Regions from separate parts of the Mus musculus genome. Here region 2 is linked to region 1. A link is a loop called in an ENCODE intact Hi-C map of the cell type or tissue named here. Cell type or tissue: gastrocnemius. All regions are shown on one strand. Links, peaks and the distances in the headings refer to the core of each region. The heading gives the core; the rest is flanking DNA.

Region 1 (11,621 bases), core at 3,995-6,494:
AGTCAGATGGTCGTGATGTCCTCAGGAAATTGTTGACCAAAGCATTGTTACTGGGTGTAGGACTCTCTCTATATGTGGGTTGAGGCTACCAACAGCTTAGTTATTAGTTTGATTTTATTGAGGGTAATGCAACTCAGCAGAGTGTATAAAATTCCGCAACCAGAAGGGTTGTTTTGTGCACACAGGTACCTCTACTGTCCACCAGATGAACATTTTACTTACTATTTCATGAGGATGGGAGTTTTGCCTCATTTCTGTGTGCTCACCACATGTGTGCAGTGCCCCAGAGGAGGAGAGAGCGGAAGAGGATGTTGGATCCTGTGGCGCTGGAGTTACAGAGAGCTGTGAGGTGCCCTTGGGCTGGAGAGGTGTCTCATGGTTAAGAGCACTGGCTACTTTTCCAGAAGACCCAGCTCGGTCCTCAGAACCCATACGATAGAACATTCATTTCATTTAAATATAACTTGTCTCCCCCGCTCCCGCTTCAAGGCAGGGTTTCCCTGTGTAGCCCTGGCTTGAACTCACTTTGTAGACCAGGCTAGTCTCCAGCTCACAGAGATCCACCTGCCAGAGCCTCCTGAGTGCTGGGATTAAACGTATGTGTCACCATGCCTGGATTTTATTGTTGTTGCTGCTGTTGTTGTTGTTGTTGTTGTTGTTGTTGTTGAGAGGTTCTCTTGTAGCCCAGGCTAGACTTCAATTCACTATGAGGCTGAGGATGACCTTCAACTCCTGATTGTCCTGCCTTCACCTCCTAAGGGCGGAGACTATAGGTGTGTACCACGGTGCTTGCACTGTAGATTTATTTCCAGTGTATGTTGGGGATGCGTAAGTGTTAGACCTCAGAGCGCATGTGCTGCAAGTGCCCTTTGGGTCCTGGAGCAGATGCTGTAAGCCCATGGGGGTGGAGGGAAGCTGTCTTGTTCACTCAAAACCCCACTCCCATACCCTGTGGGCCCCTTAGGAGGAGAAGCAGTTCCCAGCCTTTCCTGGACCCTCACACCTGACAGATACAAACACACTCCTCAGAATTAGTGGCTCTGAATAGCCCCCTAACAACTCTGTTTCCAGCTGTTGCCAGACATTAGATATACTAAATTCCCCGTTTCTCCAACCCTCTCTCAAAGGACCCTCCCCAAAGAGGTCACCACAAAGACCTTGTCCTTTGAACCATTTGAGCTGAAATCTGCTTGCTGGTGGCTCCTTGACAAATTTATAGGTACTCAGAAAACACAAACACTTCTGCATTAAACAGGTTGTCCTGTTGTTGCTTTGTTTGGCCTGGTGTGTGTGTGTGTGTGTGTGTGTGTGTGTGTGTGTGTGGCGGGGGGCAGGGTGCAACTCTGCACAAATTAAAGAGTTATCTGAGAAGAGCATCCTCTTTTGAGAAAATGTCTCTATCAGATTGCCTGGAGGCAAGTCTCGAATGCATTCTTTCGACTTAAGATTGATGTGGGTAGGCCCAGCTCACTGGTGGGCCACACCACCAGGCCTGGGGGTGGTGCGTGAGTGTGTCCTGGACCATGTAGGAAAGCAGACTGAGTAAGTCACAGGGAATGAGCTAGTAACAGCTCTCCTCCGCGGCCTCTGCTTCTGCTCCTGCTTCCAGGTTCCTGCTCTCCTTGAGTTCCTGCCCTCACTTCCTGTGATGTGAAGAGCAAGCCAGATAAACCCTTTCTTCCCCAAGCTGCTTTTGGTCACGGTGTTTCATCACAGCAGTAAGAACCCTAACCAAGACTCGGGCTTCGAATATAAATGCTTTCAGGAACCAGAACATATCATCTAATGCGTTGTTTACTATAAAGTTATGACTGCAGATCCCTCCTAGCAGTGTGGGAGGTAGGGTTATCACTAAGGAGTAGAATCTGTAGACTGTCAAGGTTGGAAGAACACTGGGTTTAAGGGCACGGGAGATGGCTTTGCGTTCAGCTGCAGACGTCCACAGGTTGGACCGTACTGAGGAGGTTGCGCTGTCGTTGTATTCTTTGGCTTTGCATGGGCAATCCTGACTCTGGTCCACAGCTGACCTTGCTCTTCCTGGGGATGTTGTGAGACAAGCGAAGTTGCATATATTGAAAGGTCTTCAGGAAACGCACCTTCCTCTGATGGGTGGGTCACTGAGGGGGACAATCATTCTAAGATCCAAGACGTCTCTCAAGGGCAACCTGGGCTGCATGGGATAACAAGGAAACTGGAATGAGTGAAACGGGAGGGTCCAGACACTCAGAGAGGCGATGAAGAGTCAGCCCAGACTACCTTTTTATTTCCCCACAGCGGCATCTCTCTTCCTTTCCCTCACTCAGAAGAGAAAAAAGGGGCACTTTTAAATGTCAGTTAAAGCCACGAACAAATGAAGTCTGTGCTTAGAAAGCCAGAGAGACATTCCGGTAGGAGGCAGGTAATGCGGTGGAGGCGGGTAGGCAGACTCAGTCAGAGGCGGTTTTACTTTCAACTCGTTATTAAACACTGACCAGTTCCCCAGGACAAGTTACTTGGTCTTGCTTTCTTGAACTGACACCTGGAAATGAGAGACACCTCAAATGTTTGTTGTGTGGATTACAAGGGACAGTATGTTTTCGTTTTGATTTGAGACATTGGGGCTTAATCCCTGTTCTGAGCATCTTACTCCAGCCCCTTCTTAACCGCGTGCCCCCAGGTATGTCTTCCCACGTAGGCGCCGCTGAACTGGGTTTAGATAGGTCAAACTTCAAGCATCCACTGAATCAAGGGAGACCAGTGTCCCGGCAGCTCTGCCTCTGGTGCCACGGGACTGAAAGGTGGCCTAGGCTGTGGAACCTAGGTCTCCTCTCCAGGCAGGCACGGGAAGCCAGCTCACGTTCCGGAGCAGGGCCAGGCAGGGATCAAAGCGCTCTCAGGCGGGCCGGGGCGCACCAAAGGGAGGCCGGCGACTTGCATCAGCACAGATTCCGTGATGCTCTGCAGACGTCTGGGGGCTGCTGGCTTTACGGGAAGCCACAAGAAAGGAAAGGACGGGGGAAGCGGGTCCGGGCGGGGGCGGGCGAGGGCGCGAGGTTGCGCTGGCCCGAAGGCGCGCTCCCGGCGGCGCCTGCTAGTTGCTGGGCGCGCCCGGGATGGCGGAGGCCTTGGAGGAAGCTCCTGCTCCCCTTCTCCCCCGCCCCCGCCCCGCGTTACTGGAAGGACTGTGTGGGAGAGACCCAGAAGCTCACGATTATTGAATGCGGGCTGGGGGAGGGCCGGACAGCCCGTGCGGCTCGAAGGAAAACCAAAAGTGCGTCTGTTCGTGCTGCTGTGACACGGGGTTCCTCGGGGAGGTCCCTGCGTACCCCGGCCGCCCCCCCCCCAGTTGCTCACCCCCAACCCTCCAAGATTTATTTCACTAGGGCGGCCGAGGACCCGCAGAACACAGGGCGAGGCGAGTGGGAAAGTGTCACGATTTTTTTTTTTCTATGCCCTGCCCCCGTCCCCACCTCTAGTTTTCTGGGTTTTGCTGCTGCTGGGGAAGGGTTGATCCGTTTTGCGTCAAAGGGCTGCATTTACTCAGTCCTGCTGAGAGAGGCGCGTAAACACCCAAGCAGGCCAGGACGCAGGGATGGGAAGGGGGGAGGGCCAGGCACCCAAGGCTGGTGCGTGCGTGTACGCCTGCACCACACCCCGTTCTCGAGCCTGCAGAGCTGCACATTCTGCTGGGAGGGCAGCTGCAAAAATGCGAGGAGTCTGGCCACTCAGCTTACCACGCGCACAAGTCCTTGGGGATGGAGCTCAGGACAGAATGTGTTTTATAATTGTAAACAATGACCCCTAGTACTGTTTGGGATTACCGTATCTTGAGGCCCTTGGGGCAGCCAGATGCCGCCAGTCGTCCCGGAAACGCAGGCGCTTTATATGGAGCCCCGGGAAAGCTTCGAGTTCCCGGCTCTTATTTTTCTTTCCTAGTAACGCCCCCACTTCACAGATAAGGAAACTGAGGACCTGAGATGTGATATGGGAGATGCATAGCACTTCAACGTCCTCAGTGGAATCCCAACAACCTTACTTCCCATTCACTCCTCAAAAGCTTAAGGATACAGATGCACTGCATAAGGATGGCTAAAAAAGGCGTTTTTTCACCCTTGTAATCCCGGCACTCGGGAGGTGGAGGCTTATCTTTGACATATAGAGAGTTTTAAGACAGCCTGTGCTGAGACCCTGCCTCAAAAGAAAGAGAGTTCTTCAACTCCTGGTACAGCGCTTATCTGTACTCATTGTACCTTCTCTGGGGATGATAGGCTATCCGAAGCAGAAGAAAGCTTTAGGTCGTCCTGCTCCAAACCTTTCATTAGATAGAGGAGGAAACTGAGACTCTAGACTCGCCCAAGATCTCACAGCTCGTAAATAGCAGAGCCAGGCGTTCATACTCCAAGGCCTGCGCTCTTTACCCTGAGTGCCACCCCACCCATCAAGGCGGGAAGAGCCAGGAGTCCGGCCACGCGCGCCCTGAACTTTGCTCCAAAACAGTTCAAGGCAACTTGGGGCACACCTCTCGGGCCCCAGTTATTTATTTATTTATTTATTTATTTATGTATTTTAAAAAACAACCCGATTTGCTTTTAAGACCTGGTTACTACTATTACATGCGTCATAACTGTGTAGCACAGAGGACTCCCGAATGTCTCACTGGCTAATTTCATCTTCAATACTACTTCTAAGCAAGTTAATTGGAAGGCCAAAATAAAATAAATTAAAAAAAGAAAAAAGAAAAAGAAAAAAAAAAAAACAAGCGCGCGCGCGCGCACACACACACACACACACACACACACACAACACACACACACACAAAAAGGGGAAGCAGTGGGCAGCCAGGCTCCGAGTGAAAAATGGGCAGGCCAGCCCCGCCTGGCGACGCCGCGCCGCACCCCGCCAAGACCCGGCCGCAGGGTGGCGCGGGTGCCCGGTGCGCCCAGGACGCCCGCTGTACCGGGCGGCGCCGCTGAGGGTGCGGACGACTGCGCACGGCCGCGCCCTCCCCGCGAGCAGCTCTGCGCGCCGGGCTCTCTGCCTCGCGGTGGCGCCGCACTGAGCCGCCCGTCTCGTCTTCAGGGCTGCGATTTTTTTTTTTTTTTTTTTTTTTTCCTTTTCTAAAACCCGGAGCCCAGGCCGGCGCGGCCGCTTTCGGGGCCCCGCCCCGCGCCCCTTCCTTTTGGTTGGGGATGGAGGGGAGGAGGTAGGGAGGCCAGGGCGCAGGCGGGAGCAGGCGAGGGAATCCCTCTCCCTCCACGTCACCCGAAGGCGAGGAAACCCGCATTCGCGTCCTCTAACGCAAATGACCATCTTTGGCAACGTGCGCCAATGGAACAGACCAAGGGCGCTGCGCCCCAGGGGGGGTGGAGGAGTTCGGCGAGAACGCGGGCGGCCTCGGCGCCCCCGTAGTGCGAGGGCCGCGCTCTCCCACCCTCCCCGCCTCCCGCCTTCCTCGCGCGGGGTCTGTGGCTGGCGTCAGCGCGACCGCGAGCGAGGCCGGGAGGGGAGCGCCCCGCCCGCCTTCTCCCCTCCCCTCCCGCGCCTCTTCCTCCTCCTCCTTGTCCCAGGCCTCCTCCCCCGCCGCCTCGAGCGCTCCTCCCAGCAAGGTGGAGTCTAAGGTTGACGTGAGTGGATCCACATGGTGCGGGGCTGGAGAATAAAGAGTGTGGAGTTGAACTCGTGCCATTGTAGTGACTCATCTCGGGCAGAGCGCAGGGGCTCGAAGCGAGACAGTGAGCGGCGCTCGGCAGGGACAGAGAGAGAGAAAGAGAGCGAGCGCAAGAAAGAGGGGGAGAGAGGGGAGGGCGAAGCGAGGCGAGAAGCGCGAGGCTTGGCAGGTCCTGGAGCCAGCACGGGGTGCAGGTCACTGCGACGCGGAGCCACGTCCCTCTCAGCACCGCTCAGCCTAGAATCCCACGGGCGCTGTCCCACCGGCGCGATCGGGGCCGCTGGACCGGCGCTCACCGCCTTGTCCTAAGTCAAGTGTCCGAGTCGCCGGGAAACTCAGGCGGCGAGTTGGCCACAGGAAGTTTATTCTCGGGCTCCTTTTCTAAAAGGAGGAAACAGAAGTTTCTCCCAACCGGCAGCTTTTCTTTTTCGCCTTTTTGGCGCCCTGAGAGATCGGGGAGGGAGTCCCCCAGAGCTGCCAAGCGACACCCGCGGGGCTCCTAGTCTTTTTGCGTTGCCCATTTTTCTCCAGCCCGTGGGTCCCGGCAGAGCTCCGGCTGCGCGCGGGGGCGGAAGGGCGCGCGCAGGGGAGGGACCGAGGGACGCGCCGACTTTTTAGAGGGAGGGACTCGGTGGACAACCGGTTCCGCGGAGCTTGCAGAGCAGAAACGAAGTGCGGTGCGCGGCGATCGGGGGGGTCACTTCCCGAGTGTCGCTGCCTCCTGTCTGCCTTGGTTAGGGGACATCCCGGGAGCGAAAAGCCCAGCCCGTGGCCGGGCCGGTGGACCAGCGAGCGCGCAGCAGACTGTGCGCGGCCGCGGCGAGGGCGGGGAAGAAAACCACCCTGTTTCCTCTCCGGCCCCCACCGCGGATCATGTACCAGGATTATCCCGGGAACTTTGACACCTCGTCCCGGGGCAGCAGCGGCTCTCCTGCGCACGCCGAGTCCTACTCCAGCGGTGGCGGCGGCCAGCAGGTACGTGCGGGCCGGGGTGCACCTGGCGGCGCGGGCAGACTCCTACCCTCTTCTTGCTCCCACTGCCTCCACCCCCAACCTCCTTCTTTTCCCTTTCCTAGCCAGGCTAGAAAAATACTTCACCGCTGTAAGTTGTGGGTTTCTTTTCTTTTCTTTTTCTTTTTTTTTTTCCTGTTCCGCCCTACCCACTCTCCACTTTTCTTTTTCTTTTTCTTTTCTTTTCTTTTCTTTTTTTTTAAGCAAGTGGAGAGTGGGCTTGAAGAGCCAACGACACCCTCTCCCCCTTTTCGTACTTAATTTTCCAGAAAAGCTCTTGAAATTACAGGTCCCCTCCGGGAAGCCTGTTGCCTCCTTCCGAGCCGCTCTCCCTCCCTTTTCACGTTCCTCTTTCTAGGTAGTGGATAGGCAAGAAAATTTTTGCGCCCCCTAAGCCCCTCCCAGCCGTCAAGGACCCTACGGGGGGGGGCGGGGGGGAAGGCTTTTTAACCCTTTCTTCTTCTGTTATTCTTCGGTCTTAGCTGTTTTCTGAAAGGGATTGGGGACTCAAAAACAAAGCTGGGCTCCTTCAAGTGTTTGGGAGTGAGGGCGAGGGTTGCCCCTGGGAATTAGGTGCGAAGGTCAGGAAGGAAGAAGCTGGCTTTGATTGGCTCTTGACACCTCCTGTGACACCCCCCCTCCAGCTTCCGGTAAGGGTTGGGCAGGAGCCTGTACTTCCCCCCCCCCCCAGCAGAACTTTGAGGGGCTTGGGGGTACCTGGGGCAAAGAAGCTGTCAGAGAGAAGTGGGAGAAAGAGACACATCGCTTGAGCTCCTGAGTGGATTTAGAAGTAGAAAAACATCTCTTTCTAAAGCAGCCAGACTGGTTTGCACTGAAGGATTGTGCCTGTAATCTGTGTCTTTGTAGGTACCAGACAGGTATTGGTGGGGCGGTAGGGGTGGTAGGGTACCTGGCCTGTGTCGCAGGAACCACAAACACCATCTTGTGAGGGAATTGCATGAACTCAAAAGGTCCTCTGCCACCTGAAGCCCACCTTGGCAAGCATCTGGGAGTTCCTAGCCAAGCTGGCTGCAGCCAGAGTTACTCCATAAGCCAATAGCCATGGCCTTGACTTTGACCTTTAGAAGTCAACCAGATAGGAGGTCAGGGGTCTTCCAGGGAAGGGTGGAGTGAGCTGGGAAATATAATAAAAATATGGCTTTCTTTGTAATCTGACAAGAGGGGCACCTCTCTCAAAGTAATGTTCCATATCTGGGGAGTCCTTCTAAATGACTTTTCTGTGTCTAGCTCCTCCCAAGCCCCATACCTACTAAGCACCCACTGTAGACAGCCTGGTCTGAGCATTGAGGGTCCAGTCAGTGGACCCTTTCTTACTACTGAACACCCAAATCATACCTGAGAAGTAGTCGCTTATGTTTGCATCCCAGTACATTTGGTGTTTTGGGTTGAACCCAAACATCACTCATCAATGGGTTTAGAGTCCTTTATACCTGTTGTCCCCTACTTTCCAATCCAATAACCCCACCCCATGTACCTCTCCTTTCCAACCAACATAGAAGCTTTGCGTTTCTGTTTCTTCCACTAATGAGACCAAGACAGTGAGCACTGACAGTACAATCTCCCTGCCTGGCTTTGCTCAGACTCTGGGGCCTGGATGGGAAGTCAGACCGGACATCAGTGCCCCAACTGAATAATCTGTGTCACTAGGGCTTTGAGCCCAGGATGTGAGCGGAGGCAATTCCCTGTTTTGGAAGCAAATCAGACAGGAAACCGATGCTCGGATGAAGGAAGAGAGCTCCGTCCAGCAGTGTGTAATAGGGCCTCATTACCCAAGCAAAAAGCAGCTGTTGGCTAATTCCTAGCATGCTGTAACACAGGAGGATTTTGCAATTAGCAGCAACCAGTGCATGCGATTCTCAGGTATAGCTGCCTATTCTGCTCAGCCTTATGAGCAAGAAGTCTTTCAAACCAGAGGGATTGGCAAGGTAATGCCACTTAAGCCAACTCTCAGCCTTGTCGGGGCGGTGGGTAGGAGACGAGGAACAGGGGGAAGGCTTCCCCCTCCCTGATCTGGCTGTCTATAAAACTGTTCTGTGGTCCCAGTGATAGGCCTCTGTTTTTGTTACTTCCCAAGTCTGTGCTGCTACCCCACCCCAATCTGGGCTCAAGGTAACTTTATTACATGCCAGATAAAGTCTGTAATCAGCTCTGCTCCCAGCCCTCTACATGGGGAAGCTTTCCTGGCAGTTAGTGACTGGGCCTTCCTCCTTTATGACTGCACGGTGGACCAATCCAATCAGTGGAACTTGTGAGAAGTTCCTGGTTTTCCTTGTGCAAGTGCATACTATTTTCCCCCTGTTCTCCTTGTTTGTGGGGTCCTGTATCCCCATAAATTTGCTGTCTGGCACTCCCCCCCCGACCCCCCCCCCCGCGACATCTAGCTTCATAAGGTCTTAATACTGCGTCTTAGTACTAAGTACCTAGTACTTCCCCACTGACCTGTGGGGTGGGAGGCAGACAGCTCTTTGTTAAGACCTCTGCTTGTGTCTATGGCAGGAACTCAAAACACGAAAACTATTTCCTGTTGTAGCTATAATCTCAATCTCAAAGGTTAATCAATCCCTGGCAATTTAATTTTTTTTGGAGCTAGGTGGATGCACCTCTTCCTCCTGGAGTGTGCTTTGTTGTTGTGATTTTCTTTTTCCTGGGACAACACCTCCAGATATATGCTGTGCCCTGCTCCTTGGCTGTTACGGTTTCAGGGCCCTGGCATTACGCAATCCAGCCAGTTACACAAACATAGGTCATTTCATAACTTGTTTTCTTCAGCCAGGCCCCCTTCAAATGAAAAACAAAACAAAACAAGACACGGAACTTTTCCAAGGCAGCTATCTGTTCTGATGACTTGTGAGAGTAAGTCAAGGGCATTTCCTTCAGGATCAGGGACCATCAGGCCAACTTTTCCCCCCTGCCACATTCTTCCAACAGGCGTATGCGCGCGCGCACACACACACACACACACACACACACACAAAATTCCCCAGAGTGAACTTTTGCCAACTGTACCAGGCTGGGACATTCCTCACATCAAACAACTTTTACCAGAAATGACTGTGATTTCCCAAGTCAGCCTCAACTGTACCCCTCTAGTGCCCCCTACAGGACATTTTTGGAAGAGCTATTCTGAGAATGTATTTTTCCAATCTCAAGAGTGTTAAACTTCGTTAGTTTTCCAAATTCTTAGAATTTTTCTTCTTATTTAAGGCAAACGAATGTCATATATTGAACAATAACTAACTACAAATGACTTGAATTAAAACTGAGTTTAAGAAAAAAAATCTTTTTTTTTTTTAATAAAGCCCGGTTGGAATAAAAGAGTGCTTTTTTTCTTGTTCATGAGTTGCCTCCCCCAGCCCATGGTGTTTTCAAATACTCAAGGATTGTTTTCCCCATCTGCTTGTGTGGGGAATGTTGGAGAAGGGAGAGATGCGAATTGGTGGTCTTTCTCTCTTTGTTTTTTGTGATCTTACAGATGTTGTAGATTTGGATCATGCAGTGTTATCCCAGGAATGTATCTGTTCCGCGGATTCCTCCTGGAGGAGGTGCCCAGTTTCTCACCACCATGGGGTGAAACAGCAGTCATAAACTGTCTGAGAAGTGGTTGAATTTTCCTTTCTAAAACCCTGAGTACATTTCCATTATTGTATTGACTGAGTGTATTATTATTATCGAGTGTATTATTATTATCGTATTGTACTGACTGTCTTATTATTCACACTGAATATAAAATTTGAGGGCTTGAGGTGTTTTTTTTGTGTGTGTTTGTTAGTTTGTTTTTTCTTACAACAAACACACCAGAGCCTACACACCTAAATCACATAAACCATTATCATCATCATCATCATTGACATCGCCTCCTCCCTTGCTGGACTATATGCTTAGTTGAATGCTGAGACTGCCGTTCTCAAAGGCGTTGCAATACTGGGTTTTTGTTTTGTTTTGTTTTTTATTGTTTTCAGTGCATATAGAAAATTCTCCCTGCCAACAAATCTTCTCTCGAATGGTGAATTTGATATTTGAAAATTACCAAAAGGTCTTTGGAATTAAGTCTGACACATGAAGTCTGAATGGACAGACTGGTGAGACCCCAAGTCTTGTAGGTCTCGGTCTCCAGCGTCCATTTGGAAAGATGTTCTCCCATTCAAAGCTCATAAAATGGCCCCTTGCTGACAGCATCTTTGTGTTTATGCCTTGGACATTTTCCCCTTAGTTACACAATTCCGGTTTATGTGTTGAAAAGGAAAAATTAGCCTCACTGCTGGGTGGACGGGGTTCGTCTCTATTGTGTGTTGAGTTGTGACCTCAGCAGATCAAATAATGTCAGCTGTTCTGTTTGAGATCTACGTATCTGTCCCAATCCCGCTTGGTAACTTGACCCTCTGAGCCAGTAACAAAGCTGAATCAGCCTTGACAAGTGGCCGGTGTCACTAGGCTTCCTTTCCAGCCGTTCTTTAAGAGGTGACAGACCACCCGCCCTCCCATGGGAGCAGGCTACTGTCTCGTTCATGTCTCGTATGATTAGACAAGAATCAAGGAAGACATGGAATAGGGGTGTGGGCAACCCTGGTCTGATTGACTGCAGAACTCAGGAGATGGGTGAGAGGAGGAATTTTCCCATTCAGGAGTGGGACTCTCACCAGAAAGAGCAGGAGACCCGAGTAACCTGGGGATAACCCCTCAGGGGGCTCTGCCTCTCGTTTCTTTCTGTTTCTTGCTTTCCTTCATCCTGGCAGTGAAGTGCCACAGGCTAGACTGCTTCTTTTAAATGAAGCTGAGACAGAGAAGAGACTGGTGTTGGGCAGGTCCTCTGTGATAATGTGTATAGGATAAAAGTTTGGAAATTTTGAGTTATTAGCAGCAATTTCCATTGTGACATAAATGGTTTTTCCTCAGAGGAGAAAGGCCAGAGGTCACGATGACGGCCAATGTAATGCTATACAAG
Region 2 (11,621 bases), core at 1-2,500, 51 kb before region 1:
AGAGGGGTGCTCGTGCCCCATCGTAGGCCCTGTGGTGGAGGCGACTCCTGAGCGGCTCTCAGTGCTTTCAGGTGGGTCTGCTGTTAGTGATTTTAGTAATCAGGCAGATGCACTTCCTGCCTCTCAGTCAGCGCCTCCACTCCTAACTGGGCACTTCTCACCTCCTAAGAGCTGGAACCTGGCACCCAGATCTTTAATAAGATAGTTTGTGTGGATATTGGCAGTTCTTGGGGACTTCTCGTTCTTGTCATTGTTCTGGGAAAGTGAGATTACTGAGTGAGCTACCACTAAATGCCCAAGGATGACAGAGATAATGGAGGTGTCAGTCAGGAACTAAGAGGCCAGCCTGCGTAATGAAAGGTCCATTTCCCTGCACATACACAACTCCCCCTTTCCAATAGGCTTCTTTCTGCTCCAGCCATATCTTCTGTTAATTAAACCCACCCATCTTTCAATGACTGCCTGATAGGGTCCACAGTGCCACCAAGCTGTACCTACCACACACCTCCTTTTTATGTAAAGATTTTACATCTGCCTTCTCCTCTAAACTGAGATCTCTCCTATGTGACTAGTCCCACATCTGGGTCATCCCAGCAGTGTCTGGCACAAAGTAGGCTCAGCACATTCCATATCCTAATGTGGAATGTGGCTTTGTCTCTACAGAGTAGAAAGCCAGGTGTCTGGGTCAATGTGGTGGCTCACATCTATAATCCCAGCACTTGAGACAGGAGGATTTCTGGGAGTTAAGAGGCCAGCTGGGGTACCTAGTGAATTCTAGGCTTGCTTTAGCTATAGAGTAAGGGCCAGGCTAGTTTGGCTAAAGAGTAACACTTGTCTAAATAGAAAAAAATCAGGTATCCAGAAGGCTGTATGTTTTGTCCCAGCTTCCACCTGTCTTTACAAGGTCTCCCAAAGCCCAGCCAGGAAGCTAGACTACACGTGAGTGGAAATAAATACAGAGCATAACTCATTTAGGAATCCTTATTAGGTCTTTATGTTTATGAACTCATAGATCTAACTAAGGAGGGTATAACCCTGATGATATCTTCAGTCAAGGAAGTGACTAGGAATCAGTACGGTCTCTCTCTGTCCCGTAGCTTGTTTCAAGCCCAGTCTTCTCCTAGGAATGGACAGGTGGTTCTAAGGGTGAGTGTCTAGTAAATGTGGCAGGCAGAAGGCCAACATAGGCTCTTTAGACATCTATGAGAGGTAGTGCAGTAGTGAACTGCATGTAGTTCCCGTCAAACAGTCCAGAGGGCTTCGCCTCTGAAGAGGAGAGCCCAACCCAGCTTGCATGAACAATAAATAACAACTGTTCTGAGTTAGGGGGAAAGCTCTGAGTTGCATTTTTTTGTTCAAGCTGTTTATGCTAACCACAGTTCTTTCTCCCCTCTTTCCCACCAGGGCTTATTTCAAAACCTTTGTCCCTCAGTTCCAGGAGGCCGCATTTGCCAATGGAAAGCTCTAGGAAACACCAGTGCTGAGAGGCGGCCAACCAGACTGCTCAGTCCACATGCGTGTCAGCGCTCGGGCTGCTTGCTGGAAACTGCTCGGAATGTCTTCATGGCAGCCCTTGGCTCCCACAGCAGCTCTGCCTGCCCCGCACAGCCCTGCTCTGCCGGAGCCCAAAGCTGAGCTGGCTGGTCATACCCTGAATCCTAGCACCTCACTGCTGGTCGCCCCTCCTCCTCCTTAGATTTCCTAGCTGAAAGAAATAAACTGCTTTACGATGGAGAACTTTTCCAGGGAAAATAAAATGTCATGAATGCACACACCCTTCTTTCAAGTCTTTGTCCTGAAGGCTTCTTCAAAGTTCCATTGAACACCCTTGGCTTCTCCCCACCCTCTGAAACTGTTAGTGTTAAGTTTGTATATATAATTTGTACCCCAACATTCATACTTCCAGCTGAGGAAGTCTTCCACTGGAGAAGAGGTGACCCAGTGATTCTGAACCTGCAGGGCTCAGTTGCCTGCTCCCCAGGCCCAGAGCCAGCGCTCGGAAATCCTTTGGTCCCAGCACTGTGCACCCACGGCTCCTGTGTGGGTTCTGCCTTTCCCTCTCCTCAGCTCATGGGAGCTCCTTGGGCTATTCTGGCTCTGTGGGTTATTCATGGGAGACAAAGGGTAAGGGTCAAGAGCCATCACTGGTATGTGTGTGACATCTCACCTCAGGCCTGGCAACTGTGCGGCCGAGCAGGATCAAAGCTGGGGAGCCAGGTATATGTACATGCCAGGATGGAGTGGGCGATCACAAGTTTGCAGTTAGTCCGGGTTACGTAGCAAGACCATTTAGAAGCTGTCAAGTTTCTCTCCTAGCCATCCTTTACCACTCCCATCGGTGTATAGAGGGAAGAATGTGGCCAGGACGATCTAGTGACTGGAAGCAGAGCAGGAGCAGTGTGGGAAGGGTCAGCTAGGCCCTTCCCAGCAGTGCACAGCCTCCTAGCCTTCACACCAGCAGGCTGCAGTCAGCTTGACCACTTGACAAGGCCTACACACACTACAGTGTAGCACGCTCCTATCCTGAAGGCAACTTAAAGTGCACAGAGCATCCTTAAAAGCAAGAGAACCAAGAGTTGAGTGGTTGGCCTGGACTTCCTCTTCTGCTTTGTGAAACTGAGGTTCCTCCTACAGAGTACACACAGTCCTGTTGGGCCTCTCACTTGTTCCCTTGTTCCCGTGGAGGTTCTTAGAGCCAAGTTTTACCACATGAACCCAGAAAGGAGGGCATTCTAGACCCTTGTTGCACCAGTGAGAGGTACATCCCTGCATATCCAACCCCCAGAAACAAGGATGCTCTCAAGAGGCTAAGGAGGACCTGGAACAGATCTGCCAGCTGGGCTGTCAACTGGGGAGCTACCCATCTTCAAACAGGGGTTCTTGGCTCACTGCCCTTGGGAATTCCCAGGACAGAGGAGTCCTGTGTCCATGTCCCACTCTGCCATCGACTGGCTGCATGACTCAAGTCAGTCCTGTCCTTTGGGGCTAGACCAGACCATACCTCAGCTCACCAGAATCTCCCAGGGGGCTTTTCAGGAACTCCTGCTTTTGTGTCCATTGTAGGACTGTTAGCAGACTCATAGGAACCCAAGTGTAGGCATCTAGAGTTTAGTGGGACTCCCCAGGGAATCTGTTGGGTGTTTCATGCCGGAGTCTCTTTTGGCTGTTGCCCTCTCTTCAGGGCAGATTGTGCTAAACTCCAAGACCTCCTCCTAAAACCATGATTCCTAACCTTCATAGTGCTGTGACCCTATAATACAGTTCCTCATGTTGTGGTGACTCCCCAGCCATAACATTGTTTCATTACTACTTAACTAGAATTGTGTTACTGTTATGAATTGTAATGTAGCTATCTGTATTTTCCCATAGTCTTATGTGATCCCTGTGAAAGGGTGGTTTGACTCTCGAAAGGGTCACAACCGACAGTGAGAACCACTGTCCTGAGGCTCCCTGCCATGGTAGCTAGGATTATTCTGGCTCCCCTGTAACCAGGGAAGGGCATGCAGAGGGCTTTACTGCCAACTGCGTCAAGAGCTGCTGGAGCTAAGATTCCTTGGTACCTGCCTGGCTAGCATTGCCAGCTCGAGAATAGGGTGGCTTAGACATAGAGTGGAGTCCTGTACTTCAGCTAACACAGTCTGCAGCCTACAGTGGCAATACAATCTCCAGCTGTCCCCATCTTGCCCTTGCCAACCTCTAGGCTTGGCATGCCCAGGCTAGCAGATGATTAACCTGAGCAAGGCAGACACTGTCTGTCTAAGAAGACAGACAGGGCTCAGAGTATCTTCACAGCAGACCTGGGATGTAGGCGAGTAGCTAGGGTCAAGTCCTGCCCCAAGGATGAGGAAACAAGATCAGAGAAGATCGGATGAATTGCCCATCATTAACTGTCAGACAGGCTGAGCCCAGATCAGAATCCTTCCTGTGGTTTTCTCCACCTCTTGTTTCTGCTCCATTGCTAGGTCTGAGACCTTCTGGCCAGGTCTGTCTTTGTCTCCTATCTCAGTTGCCATGACTACAGATGCAGACTGTAAGACTGACCTTCTCACATGGGTTCTGGGGACTGAACTTAGGCCATCGGGCTTGTGTGGCAAGGGGTTACAGGCAAAAGGGTGACCTTAAAGCAGCCCGCACCCAGCATGCATAACTCTTTCATGGCTGTGTAGGAGAACCCCCTCCCCCAATCTTATCCTTACTGTAGCCTCTACGTAGTGGTTCCCAACCATAGTGCCGCCACCCTTAACAGTTCCTCATGCTGTGCTGACCCCAACCAGAGCATTATTTTGTTGCTACTTCATAACTGTAATTTTGCTGCTATCATGAATCATAATGTGAATATCTGTGTTTTCTGATGCTCTTAGGTGATCCCCAAAAGGGTCTAGACCCTCAGGTTGGAGGTCCACTGCTCTAGGACTTCTCAGAGGCCCCAGGACCCCAAGCAATTACGGTGGAATTGCATACAACTGGTTTGGAGGAGTGGCCTCCAGATATTCAAGTGATGGTCCTATGACCCTCCCAACCCCCACCTCCCAGGAGGGACCATCAGCACCTAGCAAGCCTACTGACTTCAGGGAGCAGGTCAGCTGAAGGCTGCAGCAGACATCCATGGGTCTAGGGAACACATTGAGGCTCTTTTATATCTTCCCTGGAAAGGGGTAATGTACTATGTGTGGGTTGGTAGGGATGGAGATTGTGTTCATAGAGATGGTCAGCTCTCTTACCTCAGGAGGAGTTTGAACTGATTTTCCTAGGAGGAAATGAAAAACAGAAAATGGAGCCAGAGAGATGGCTCAGCAGTGAGGGGCCGTGGGGGAGCAGGAACACTTGCCACACAAGCCTGGTGGCCTGAGGTCTGTCCTCAAAACCCATATGAGACCCTCAGTGTCATGATCCCCATCTGTAATCACAGCGCTCTTGTGCTGAGAGGGACACAGGGACAGGATGGGCCAGAAGATCTCAAACCTAACAAAGAGGTGGGAAGAAGAGAAGCCTGACCTTCAAACAAGATGGGAGGAGAAACCAGGCCCTAGGAAGTGGTCCTCTGATCGCCACACATGCGCTGTGGTAATCTATCTCTCCCTCCACCTCCCTCCCCCCCCCCACATATTTGTAAAAATATTAGTGGGGAAAAAAAACAGAACCTGAAGGTCATCGCTTCATATGGATTCAAGCACCAGCTTGTGTGACTTATCCCAGTGCACTGAGGGTCCTTGCATGTTTTTACAATTTGTCTGTGGCTTTGCCCATCAGGAAGCATTGTACCTGCTCAGAGAGTGCAGCTGAGGACTAATTAGTAAATGGTTGTAAAATGCTTTCAAGAAGCTAAGTACCATAGAGGAGAGCGCATTATTACTACCTTGTAAATCCCACCTCCAGCTTACTTGGCCCTTGTAATTTAAGGCAAGCCAAACTAGCACCATCTTTGCTGGGCCTAAAAAAAAAAAAAAGCTAAAGTACAGTTCCTCATGTTGTGGTGACCCCAACCATAAAATTATTTTCTTGGCTACTTCATAACTAATTTTGATACTGTTATGAATCACTATGTAAATACCTGAGTTTTTCACTGATCCTAGATGACCCCTGGGAAAGGTCTGTTCCACCCCAGTGGGGTCTCGACCCACAGGTTGCAAACCTCTGGGCTGGAGGGTATGTGGGAAGGGAACTCTCATCCACACAGCCATGGAGGAGGCACAGTCCATGTACGACCTTCCAGTGTGACTGCTTTAAGACCACACATGCCTCTGCCTGTAACCCCTCAGCCATTGCTCAGTGGGTAAGTGAATAAATAAATAACTAACTAAATAAATAAGTTCTCAGAATGAACTTTGACAGACTTGCACCCTAGCTTGACCTTAGGAGGCGAGCCTAGGCAGTAGGTGGCCACCTCTCCCCAAGTGAAGGAATCACAGCAAAAAGTGTGTTTACTGATATGTGGATGTGATCAGTCATCCTCTGGTCACCCAGGAAGGAGGAGTAATAGACTCTAGTTAGCCAGTGTTCCCCTGCTGGCAGCATGACTTCCAAGTCCCCACTGCCCACAGCCTGAGACATAAACTGCACAGTGTAAGCCTCTGCATTAGAGACTTAGATCCAAACCTTGGTCTGCCTACTTACTCACTAGTGATTTAAAGAAAATGAAACACAGGGACCCTGAGCAGTATGGGCTGCTTGCCGATTTCCAGATGCAAGTAACCCCACTGAACCAGTTGTCCATGCAAAGTCATTAAATGAAGAGTTGGGAGGCCCTGTGATTCATTTATCCCCGCCTCCATCACTCTGTCTCTCTCTGCCTGTCTGTCTCTGTCTTTCTCTCTGTCTCTGCCTCTGTCTCTCTGTGCATGTGTGTATGTGTGTGTGTGTGTCTGTCTGTCTGTCTGTCTTTCTCATACAGAGAGAGAGAGATCAGAGAGATCTTGCTTTAGCTCAGCATGCCTCCTAGGCTGCGGCTGTACTGATGAACCACAACCCACTGACCCGCTTCTTCCCTGGCCCCTGCTTTCCCACAGCAAAGCAATCAAAACAACCCAATTCGCTCTCCCTCTGACTCACTTTCAGTTCCTGCCGGCTGCAGATTCCAGCACTGGGTTTGCCTCTTGCATGGGATTAGAATAGAAGCAGCCCAGGAATCTGCTTGGGTCCTGAGGACAGGCTCATTCTGCAGCTTGACACAGGAAAGTCAGGTTGTCTAATCGTCTAATGGTGAGATACCACACAGCTCTTTCTAGCATCAATATTAATTCATTGATACTTTTACAAGTGAAAACAAGAATTATCACCTTCAATACCTAAATACGATGCCAACTGAAAAGAATGAAGGATGAGGTGCCAGCTAGAAATGGGGGCGGAGTGCTAGGAGGTACGTGGAGTTAAAATTCTCAGAACAACAAAGGATTGCAGGTTGCGCCTCACTTTTTGAATGGAAACATGAAGAGCAGGGATATAGCTCCGTGTTAAAATGCTTTCCTAGCACCCTCCATTCCATTCATCCCTATCATCTCGGCATCAGATGAAAATACATAAGATCTTACATAGCTTACCCAAAGGCACAAAGCCACTCACTCCCTTCACTTTCTCTCCCTAGCCCTCCCCTCCTACCTCCCCTTCCTGCCCTTTCTTCTCTCCCATTTCCTGATAGCACAAGGAATCAATACAACTCGCAGCCCTTGCTCTGCTCTTCCGAAGTCAAGGAGACTCTTTGATCCTCTTGTGTTACAACAGGTCCTGTGTATAACCTTCATACCCTGTCACAAGCGGCTTTAGTCAGTGACCAAATGGTGGCTCCATAGGATATCATCACCAGTGATGTAGCCATAGTCCTCATAGTCCTCTGCTGTGATGCCCACAGAGCCACAAACTGCCAGACACTATTTCTCAGAGCATGTCAACACCATTAAGGGACTCATTGTGGCAGCTGTTTTGGACATTCCTCCCATGACAGGGGCTTGCTATGGTGGGTCCTGGGCTGGAAACCATATGAAGCTATCTAGAGTGAGACCCATGTTTGCTGGCTCCAAGGTCACACTGACCACAGTGGATTCTGCAAGAAAGGACTTTGAAACTGCCATGGTAACGTATGTCTGTAATTCTAGCACTCAGAAGGTGGAAGCGGGAAGGTCAGGAGTTAAAGGCCGTCCTCAGCTACGTGGTGAGTTTAACTGCCTGGGCTGCACGAAACCCTGTCTCCGAGAAGCAAAACAAAAATGCACTTGAAGGCGATCTTTGTATGTGAGTAGGATATCTGTGTGACTACATAAGTGTATATCATACCAACTTATTTCCAGATGGTTGCACTAGAATGGCTTGGGACAAAATAGAACTTTAAAGTTAAAACCAGATTTGCAGGTCCAAGTCCAAACACTTTTCTATTGGTGGGGGGGAAGGATGAAAATTGTTTAGAATTACCAAGGACATTTAGCCAGGTATCACCAAAGGCCTGCAGGTCTGTGGCATGGTTCCAGGTTAACTATGCAGTGACCCCAGTAGTTGTAATGGACATTTTCCTTCTCTGAGGCTCTGAACTTCACTCCACACTACTCTCTCACCCCTTTAAAAGAATCACACTTTACAACTGTGGGAAGTCCTGCTTAGGGTCATGACAAACCATGATAATCATGGTAATAAGAGTAGCCCAGAAGCAACCAAGACTCATCTACTGTGACCCTGCCTCTTCTGGGCAGCTTCCTGCCCAGGACTTTGGGATGAGCACAATGAGGTCTGGAGGACCTCAGACAGACGTTCCTGCTCCTAACAGCACACCTCCCCTTTCCTGTGAGTCTCCATGGAATAGGCCTGGCTGGCATAGAAGTCTCCTCATTCCAAAGACCTTTTGGAATGTGTCTCTTGAGTTACCTTAGGAACCACCTGAGAAAACCAATCCCTTTCAATTCTGAGACCACTTCTGTCCCCACATGGAACACCAGCACCTGAGCACCCTTTGGCAGATAGAAAGTTACCACCTAGAAATGAGAGGCTAGCATGGGTGGGTGCTGATGGTGACAGCTACTGTCCCCCTTCTCAAACACAGTTCATCATAGCTGTCCCACATCTGACACCTTCTTGGTCCTTTAACCTTTCTGAGACCCTTGATGGGACAATCCTGTAGAGAGCCAAAGCTAAAAGCCATTTGAGTATGACAGTGTCTGCAGAATGCTAGTTACCCAGGGTTGACTTGGGAGGGGACAGTGAGAGGACATAAGTTCAGACAGGCTTGTGGGGAAGGTTTGACTGGGATTTATTTCACAACCCAAGTGGAGACTGATACCATGTTTGGTGTCTGAGCCAGGGTCCTGCTCACCCAGGGAGCCTTCAGTGTGAGGTGTCCTTGGGAGCTCAATCCTGTCTTTGCCTACATATGTATACACGGATAGCCAGGACTTGGAGGGCTCTGTAGCTTCCCCTGTGTTACCCCAGTATGCCTCCCAAGCCTGAGGCATATTCCAGCTGGGAGGAGGTATCATGCCCCTGTTGCTGGTGGCTCTCACAGCGTGGGCTGTAAATTACACAACCCAGATGGCTGCCTGCCTGTCTCTCCTGCCTCTCGCCCAACATCAGCACCCAGACTGCCCCTGGGGCACCTGCCTCTCCTGCTCTCATCCCAGCCACCCAGACCCAGCAGTCCCCCAGTCTCACCCACTGCCAGAGCCATGCAGAGAACTCTAGACTGGAGCCTAGCACAGCCATGTTAATGCTCTGGGCTAATTAGCTTGTCAGAGTGGAGGCCTGTGGGCCCTGGAACCAGCCAGCCTGAGTCAAATATTGGCTCCACCACTTACTAAGTGCATGAACTTGAGCAAGCCACTTGACCTTTGTTTCCTTCTCTGCAGAATGGGAGTCCACAACCTGATGGGGTCATCAGAAGAGTTCAATGAGTCAGGACATGTCCAGTGCCAGTACCTGACACATGTTACACCCATCCCTTCTTGCTATCTGTGGAGGCTAATTCCACTTGCCCCATCCCCAAATCTACAGATGCTTAAGTCCTCTATGAAATACAGCAGTATTTGTATACTGCGGGCCTGGGAGTAGGGGAAGAGGAAGGAGAGAGAGAGAGCACACGTCCAGCCAGAGTTCCTGTGCTCTAGGCGAGCAGACTCAGGAGGACTGCCGGATGCTTTCCACTCAGCCCCAGGTGGGCATCTGGCTGTGTGAAGCCACTGACCCCACTTGGTGGGAGGTGTACAAGGGGTAACCCCCGTACCAGGTTCTCAGTCTCCTGCATCCCACGCTGGATATGGCAGAGGAGCTGAGAACAGAATAGGGGAAGAGAGGGCAGGGGGAAAAGGTTCCCACACAGGCGAGAGTCCTAAGTCTGGTCCATGGCTGGAGCACAGGAAGGCCTTCCATCGGAGATTAGAAATGGCTCGTTAGGAGAAAGCCTATCCCATCATCCAAAAACAGTGGACCTTGATGAACAGAGACAATCTAAGGTTTTAGAGCTTTATTGTGGAAAGGCAGGGGGAAAGAGAGAAGGTAAAAGAGAGAGACCTGCCATGGCCAAGAGGAGAGAAAGGGGAAAAGGAGAGAAGAAAGGCTGGAGAGTAAGAGGGAGAGAGCAAGGAAAGCTTAAGAGAGTGAGGAGAGAGAGAGGGAGGTGGGGTCAAGCAGCCCCTCTTATAGTGGGCTTGTTATCTTGTTGTTGCTAGGTAACTGGGAGGAGTCTAGCCTGAAGGTCAGAAGCTTGGGACATTGTATGATTCTCTTGTGGGAGCTGTGGAAACAGTAACTTCGACAGGAGCCAGGGTTCCAGGAGACATGAGGGGACGCCTTCTGTCCCACGTAAATGAAAATTATCACCACTGGGTTTCACTGAGTTTCACTGGGGTTCACAACCTCAGCTCAACTGGAGACCAGGCCGTCTGTACATAGCCCACTGCCCCACAGTATACGACTCATGACCACCCTTTAAACCATCCCTATTATTTTTTACTGCAGTACATGATAAATACAAATAAATAGTTGTAATACTGGATGGTTTAGAGAATGGTTTAGACAAGAGAAAAGGTTATGAATGTTCAGTAGAGATGTAAAGTCTTTCTGAACATTTTCAACCTGCAGGCTGAATCCAGGGTCATAGAACTTCGGCCACAAAGGGCAAGCAATACTCCAAAAAGCCTGTCTTCACTGTAATCTCCCCAGGTACTCCTGTCTCTCATGTCTTAGCTCTTCAGCATCAGCTAGCGCATCCGTCCAAGCCCCACCTCTTCTACACAACCTGCAGGTCACTGTCCTGGAGTGTCTCCAGCCCTGCCAGACAGACAGACAGACAGACAGGCAGGCAGACAGACATCCAGAGAGTCTGCTGTGCAGCTTGACCCAGCACCCTTGTTAGCAAAGTTTTTTTAATGCTACACTTACTAAGTAGTCAGTTATACACACACACACACACACACACACACACACACACACGCAGACACACACACACACACACACAGAGAGAGAGAGAGAGAGAGAGAGAGAGAGAGTTACTAACACTTCTCATCCTAGCCTGTTAAGATTTGCACTACACACTTGAGAGCCCCATGGCCCCTAAAGCTGACATGTTTCCCATCCAGCTGTGAGCTCGCTATCAACAAGAGTACCTTCCCTCTGGAAAACACAGAAGAGTGACTGGGACTCTTCTGTGGTGAGGACTTCACTGCCAGGCCTCTAGCTCTGCTGCTGTGTTCTGGGCCAGGCCCTGCCCAGCCAAAACTGGGCTTGAGTTGTCTAGAGAGGCTGAGGGAACACACAGGGCCACCATCTGTGGGAGGAATCCCTGGGATGAGTCTCTACTTTTTCTTTCCCATCAGCCACCTAATGTGGAGGGCCCAGGGTCAAGAGGCTAGGATGGGGAACCTGGGTCAAGAGTTCGGTATGGAGAGCCCAGGGTCAGGAGCCCAGCATGGGAAGCACCAAGACAGGAGTCTAGCATTGGGGGCACGAGGGCCAGGAGCCCAGCATAGGGAGTCTCAGGGTCAGGAGTAGCTCAGAGTCAGAAATCTAGTATGGGGAGCATCAAGGTCAGAAGCCCGGCATGGGAAGTTCAGGAGCAAGAGTAGGTTTCCAAGATTGGTCCAGGTATGGTTGATGCTGAGAGTTCTTCACTGATGATCGGTGACCAGACTTGGAGATGCCATAGGAAA

Evidence for each region. Hi-C counts contacts between places; a loop is a spot of excess contacts. Peaks named below come from ENCODE experiments on the same cell type or tissue, not always from the same donor. Only the 100,000 strongest peaks of a DNase experiment are listed, where the experiment ranks them.
Region 2: it touches region 1 in a loop (5-fold over the local background); 3 of 42 quality-filtered maps call a loop at or near these places.

Annotation. Positions count from the first base shown.
Region 1 is chr5:32,130,184-32,141,804 of GRCm38, forward strand. It overlaps Fosl2 (fos-like antigen 2), which reads left to right and starts at 6,289. Exons shown (of 4, transcript NM_008037.4): 1 at 6,289-6,622. The coding sequence starts at 6,521. In gastrocnemius, for the core only: a CTCF peak has its summit at 5,031; DNase peaks (open chromatin) are centred at 4,422, 5,277, 5,532 and 6,344; H3K4me3 peaks cover 2,500 bases; H3K27ac peaks cover 2,500 bases.
Region 2 is chr5:32,083,177-32,094,797 of GRCm38, forward strand. Babam2 (BRISC and BRCA1 A complex member 2) reads left to right here. Exons shown (of 12, transcript NM_144541.1): 12 at 1,405-1,563. The coding sequence ends at 1,468. It overlaps Gm40277 (a long non-coding RNA gene), which reads left to right and starts at 7,244. Exons shown (of 3, transcript XR_001784843.1): 1 at 7,244-7,450; 2 at 7,590-7,645. It overlaps Gm51292 (predicted gene, 51292), which reads left to right and starts at 9,547; the gene lies at 9,547-9,608. In gastrocnemius, for the core only: no CTCF peak of the experiment used is centred there; a DNase peak (open chromatin) is centred at 1,540; H3K27ac peaks cover 1,999 bases.